Linked DNA regions of Homo sapiens: region 1 is linked to region 2. Evidence: chromatin loops called from intact Hi-C (ENCODE). Cell type or tissue: gastrocnemius medialis. All regions are shown on one strand. Links, peaks and the distances in the headings refer to the core of each region. The heading gives the core; the rest is flanking DNA.

Region 1 (2,915 bases), core at 171-2,670, 120 kb before region 2:
GCCAACATGGTGAAACCCCCGTCTCTACTAAAAATACAAAAATTAGCCGGGCATGGTGATGCGCACCTGTAATCCCAGCTACTCAGGAGGCTGAGGCAGGAGAATCACTTGAACCCGGGAGGCAGAGGTTGCAGTGAGCCAAGATCACCCCACTGCACTCCAGCCTGGGCGACAGAGCAAGACTCCATCTCAAAAAAGAAAAAAAAAGAAATATACATACGTCCAATTAAGAGTGAACTGGGGATGATTTAAAAGATTGCTAGCTGCAGCAGAAGCTCTGATGAAAGTCAGCAAACTTTCCACAGAGCTCTTAAGAAGAGAACAGTATAAATGTGTCACCCAGATACCATAATCTTGACTCTGCTATCTACTGATCCTGTGACCTTATGCAAGTTACTTCATTTCTCTGAGCCCCAGTGTCCTCACTGAAAAACAGGAAAGGTGATAACAGTGCTTTCTCTGTTGTCATCGGAGGATTAAATAAATTACTATATATGTAAGGTGCCTAGGCAAGTGTCAGTCGTGTACTACATTTTAACTTTTTATGATTATCCTGGGGGTGCTAAAGTCCCTACCTTGAAGTGCAAATGGTGGGGAAGACAGTCAGACACACATGGTCTTAATGGAATGGGTTGTTGAAGGCTCCAACACCACAGAGAGCTTGTACGTTTTCAGCTGCACTCAGCAATCTGGGAGCAGAGCCAAAGAAAACTGAGGTAGGGATTACCCAAGGTGGGAAGTCAGCACAGGCGACCCAGGGAAGAGTGAAAGTATGCGGGACCCATGGGCACCCTGGAAACGGCAGGCCAAGGGATCCAGGCTGGATGTGGAGGGTGCAAGAGATTCTGGGAAGGGTGAGCAGGTGAGGAAGAATTACCTGAAGCAGACAGGTAGAAAGAAGCTAAGATGTTTGTGGTCAGAGTAGGGTTGTAAGAATTTGGTATGATATGGGCCATTCTGATGCCCATGTCCAAAGTATATTTGTTACAGTGAATGACAGGTTGGGCAGATGTTATTTGTAGGTTTTAGAAAACAATAGTGAAGCTAAGATACCAGAAAAGTAAAAAAACAGGTGACAGAAGAGGAAGTTGTCATGAAAGCTACAAGGCAGGTGTTAAGCCACTGAGGAGGGCAAGAGAATGTGCTGGACACCAGCGAACAGTTGAGTGGACTGAGCCAGCAGTAAAACAGGATGATGTGCCCAAGAAGGGTGGGGAAGCCGGGGTCTGGAGAAGCTGGGGTCAGGAGGTTGGAGAATGTCAGCCTGTTCTGACCCTGAGGAAGAGAGATGGGGCCTGGTGGCAGGCCAGGTTTTCATTTAGGATGAGAAGGGGGAAGGAGTGTGTGTGAAAAGAATGGAGGAGGTAAGGAAAGGGTGTTCACCAGATAGCTGGTGCTGTACAGCCCAGGGGCACAGAGACACCTGCAAAAGCCCAGGGATAGTTAGCAGCAAAACGCTGTCCTGGATTACTGCCCTGCCAGGAAGTGAGAGTGAGAGGCCAGGTTATGTCCCCACATAGCCCTGCCAGGGCCCTCCACTGCAGTGCAAGAGACAGGCTTGCAGGACTCAGCCCGAGAAAGAATCTGGGCTCCTGAGTCAAAGCAGCATCCTATTTCTGCTACATTCAGCCTGCTGAGTAATGGCTCCAAAGGCAATGCCAGCAGCTCACAGGGCACAAGGGGAAAGTGAGAAGCAGGGCCTGGCACCTTATTTTTGGAGCTGCTGTCAAAGGCCCAGCCCTCTGGTTCTGTGTGCCTGACACTCAGCGACAGCTCTCAGTGTGAGCTTGGATAACCAGCCCTGCAGGCACTGGCTGAGGTGCCCAGAGAGGCAGGCCCTGTGAGAAAGACGAGTTATGTGACTTCACCGAAGACAGGGAGAATGGAGTCTTTACTTCTTAAAGGAGTTCTTACTTCTTGAAGGAGTCAATCTCATTGGTCATCCCAGCTGGGCTAGTGCCTCAGCCTGAAGTCCCTTAGGAGTGAGCCTTGTATTCTTTCGCTGCTCACTTGTTCTTTGAAAATTACCTAAAATGATGGTGACATGCGGAACACACACAAACTTGAGGTGTTTGTTAAAGTGAGCAGTTTGAGCTAGAGTGGACTTTGAGCTGGTTTCCAAAGGCAGGGATGCCACTCACACTCTCCCAGCCAGTCCTCCATGTGTCCCCAGTGATGCTCCTGGCTACAGCTAGGGCTCAGTCTAATGTGAAAACAGAGTGACATTAGTTGTCGCATAATCACAAAGGTCAAACTTGTGATCCTTTGAGCACAGTGCTCTGGAAACTTGAGCTAACTGGCCCTGAGAACCTTTGAGACCAGCCTTTGGGTTAATTTCTGCTAAACAGATAGAACCAGACTCAGCCCTGGGGATACTCATGGCTCTTGGATAGTAGATCTGGTTCCCTTAAATCTCCAGTCTTCCTTAGACCCATCCAGATCCCCCAAGTCTGGGCTCTAGGTGAGTAGCCATTAATATCTTAATTTCCTATATGCTGACCCACCTTTTTCTTTAAAAGTATATCCTATTGATTCCTTGGGATTTTTTCTTAGGAATTCAATTTCTCTCATATTAAATATGCTTATGAAATAAAGGAATTGGGGCCAGAAACAGTGGCTCACGCCTGTAATCCCAACACTTTGGGAGGCCAAGGCAGGTGGATCACCTGCAGTCGGGAGTTCGAGACCAACATGGAAAAACCCCGTCTCTACTAAAAATACAGAATTAGCCAGGCGTGGTGGCGCATGCCTGTAATCCCAGCTACTCCGGTGGCTGAGGCAGGAGAATTGATTAAAACCAGGAGTAAGAGGTTGCGGTGAGCCAAGATTGCGCCATTGCACTCCAGCCTGGGCAACAAGAGCGAAACTCCGTCTCAAAATAAATAAATAAATAAGTAAAGGAATTGGAATCCAAT
Region 2 (2,915 bases), core at 179-2,678:
CCTCTCCCATATCATAATCCTTAGTTATTTAAAGACTACTAAGTCAGATCTATTTTTAAAAGCACCACTTCTCTCTCTGTTCTTATGCCTGTGTTACCCAGGTTGGTTAGTAGGAATGAAACTCCTGGGGCACTCTTGGCTGAGGACTTGGCACTGGAAACATTCATGATCTGCTTATGCAGCTGGAATCTCCTCACATGCCCATATACTATTCTTTCTCAGTTCTCTACAGTAAAGGAATGGCAAAGTTATAAAAGTCAAAATCTGAAGAGGAGTGAAAACCTCCACTTAACCTTTAGTATCATCACTCCTCTTCTCAGAACTCGATCAAGATGTTATTCACAGGTAACAGTGACCTGGTTTGGATTTTCTCTTTCCTCCCTGGCTCTACATGTCTCATGGTCAAAAGAACTTGGAAGCAAAGACTTAGCCATCTACCATGGCCAAGCAAAGGAACCTGCATAACCCCCAATAGGCCTGGGCACAGTGGCTCACGCCTGTAATCGCAGCACTTTGGGAGACCGAGGCGGGCAGATCACGAGGTCAGGAGATCAAGACCATCCTGGCTAACACAGTGAAACCCCATCTGTACTAAAAAATACAAAAAAATTAGACAGGCATGTTGACGGGTGCCTGTAGTCCCAGCTACTCGGGAGGCTGAGGCAGGAGAATGGCATGAACCCGGGAGGCGGAGCTTGCAGTGAGCTGAGATCACGGAGCCAGACTCCGTCTCAAAAAAAAAAAAAATTAATAACCCCCAACCTGAATGAGAGTCCACAGGTTGGATCTGAAGTACCCAATAGTCCGTGTTCGAGGGTTCTATCCCCCTGAGCTCTCTGCTTTCTTTCTGCCCCAGAAAGGACTGCTGTCAGGTCTTTGCACGTTTGTGTGACTTTAAGTCAACATGTTTCCTCTCTCCAGGACACTTGTATTTTAAAACCTTTCTCTCCAGTATGGAATGAAATTTGTCCTTTGTTAAAGAAGCTAATGGTCCCAGGTGACAGGTTATTTTATGTATTATACCTGCCTAGGATGGCACAGTAGACATTGCCTACTAGAAAGAAGGTACTGCCACTTACAGGTTCACAGTGATATCCGGGGTGGAAGGGAGGACTCTTCCAGGAGAAAGCAAGGCATCCAGGAGGAGACCACCAAGAGGGCCTGTGTCCTTTGCAGGTTTCTGGGGGTGCAGAGTTATTCAGAAGTCTGCTGTTACCCTGACCCCATCCTCAGCAGAACTTCCTCCATCATTTCAGAAGGTAAAATGAGGCAACTAGAGCAAAGGATGAGATGGCAACTTCTGTTTTGCTTTTTTTTTTTTTTTTTTTTTTTCTGACAGGCAGTGTGTAGGGAGCTCTGTATGGGGAGTATGACTCACCAGTATTGGTCATGACTCTGGGCCCAGGATTCACAAGTGTTCCAAAATTAGCAACTGGCCGTGGTGTACACCCACAGAGCAGTTAGACATTTCCCATTGAAAACACTCAATGGGAAAGCTACAAGGATAAAGGGAAGGTTAAAAGAGCTGTAGATTATTACAGCTCTTCTAGTTAGCCTACGGAATATCTTCCTCTCTGCTTGTCCATTTATATTTCTCATTCTCTTTCTGGAGAACACATTCCTCTTTGCTTCAGCATTTAGTACTTGTTCATTCATCCATTTAGGAATTTTTTTTAATTGAACATCTTCCCTGTGTCTAGCACCGTTCTGGGTGTGAGGGAGGCATCAGAAATAAAGCAGTCCTTAGTCTCCTGGAGTTCATGGTTCAGTGGGCCAACCTTGGGCAAGTGACCTAATCTCTTAAAATTTCCTCATTTGTGAAATAGGCATAATAGGCCAGGAGCGGTGGCTCACGCCTGTAATCTCAGCACTTTGGGAGGCCAAGGCAGGTGGATCACCTGAGCTCAGGAGTTCGAGACTAGCCTGGCCAACATGGTGAAACCCTGTCTCTACGAAAAATACAAAAATTAGCCAGATGTGGTGGCACGCACCTGTTAATCCCAGCTACTTGGGAGGCTGAGGCAGGAGACTTGCTTGAACCCGGGAGGCAGAGGTTGCAGTGAGCCGAGATTGAGCCATTGTACTCCAGCTTGGGCAACAAGAGCAAAACTCTGTCTCAAAAAAAAAAAAAAAAAAAAAGAAAGAAAGAACGAAAAAAAAGAAATAGACATAATAATGTACCTGATTCATTGTATATATACAATGTATATATAGCACTCATCAGAGTGCCTGATGCTTAGCCGACATTTAATCAATGTAAGTTGTTAGCTTCTGTTGAGAAACTGGTGTGGGACTAAGATGATTGTTGTCCTGATTTGCCTGTTGGTGTCATAGTCAGATCTTCACCCTGGGAACTTAGGGCCTCAACAGTACCATGGCTGGGAACTTAGCTACAGTGGGGAGGGACCCAGAGATGCTGAGCTTAGTATATGCCTCCACTCCATTGGTCAAACTCGCTCAATCTAAAAGGAGCTGGGTAATCAGTGAGTGCTTGGTGGTGGTAATAAAGAATCTGTCTACGGTGTAATTCAATTTTGTAGTCGTTATCTTTTCCATTTTAGTGTAGGGACCCACCCAATCAGACAGCTGCACAATGAAAATAAAGGCTGGGAATGCCAGGGTGTGTCACTGGTTGTAGTCCCACGCTAGCAAGGGGAAAGTCAGGTTGCAAAACCAGCGCTGCCTGCCTTCAGTGGAGAAACCATGTAACCTCCCAGGCCTGCAGCTTCCCTAGGCCTCAGTTCCTTCCCTGGGCATCCTCCTTGGTGAGGTTTCTGGATCCCTGCAGGCACTGGTAGTTTTTGGTTTGGGTGCTCATATAAAACTCCTTACAAGTCTGTTAACACAATCTTATCTTACTGTCATTATTTGCATGTTAGTTCCTTAATAGGTCCTATTTCTTTCTGTCTTCCTGA

The links. A loop is a pair of places that touch in the nucleus more often than their neighbours do. Peaks named below come from ENCODE experiments on the same cell type or tissue, not always from the same donor. Only the 100,000 strongest peaks of a DNase experiment are listed, where the experiment ranks them.
Region 1: it touches region 2 in a loop (2.3-fold over the local background); 3 of 110 quality-filtered maps call a loop at or near these places.

The regions. Positions count from the first base shown.
Region 1 is chr1:212,117,949-212,120,863 of GRCh38, forward strand. No RefSeq gene overlaps it. Among named protein-coding and RNA genes, the nearest start is that of MIR3122, 42 kb to the left of the region's middle. In gastrocnemius medialis, for the core only: no CTCF peak of the experiment used is centred there; a DNase peak (open chromatin) is centred at 1,633; H3K27ac peaks cover 2,272 bases.
Region 2 is chr1:212,233,424-212,236,338 of GRCh38, forward strand. The region is part of intron 2 of LINC02608 (long intergenic non-protein coding RNA 2608); the gene reads right to left. Among named protein-coding and RNA genes, the nearest start is that of LINC02608, 50 kb to the right of the region's middle. In gastrocnemius medialis, for the core only: no CTCF peak of the experiment used is centred there; a DNase peak (open chromatin) is centred at 1,408; H3K27ac peaks cover 2,500 bases.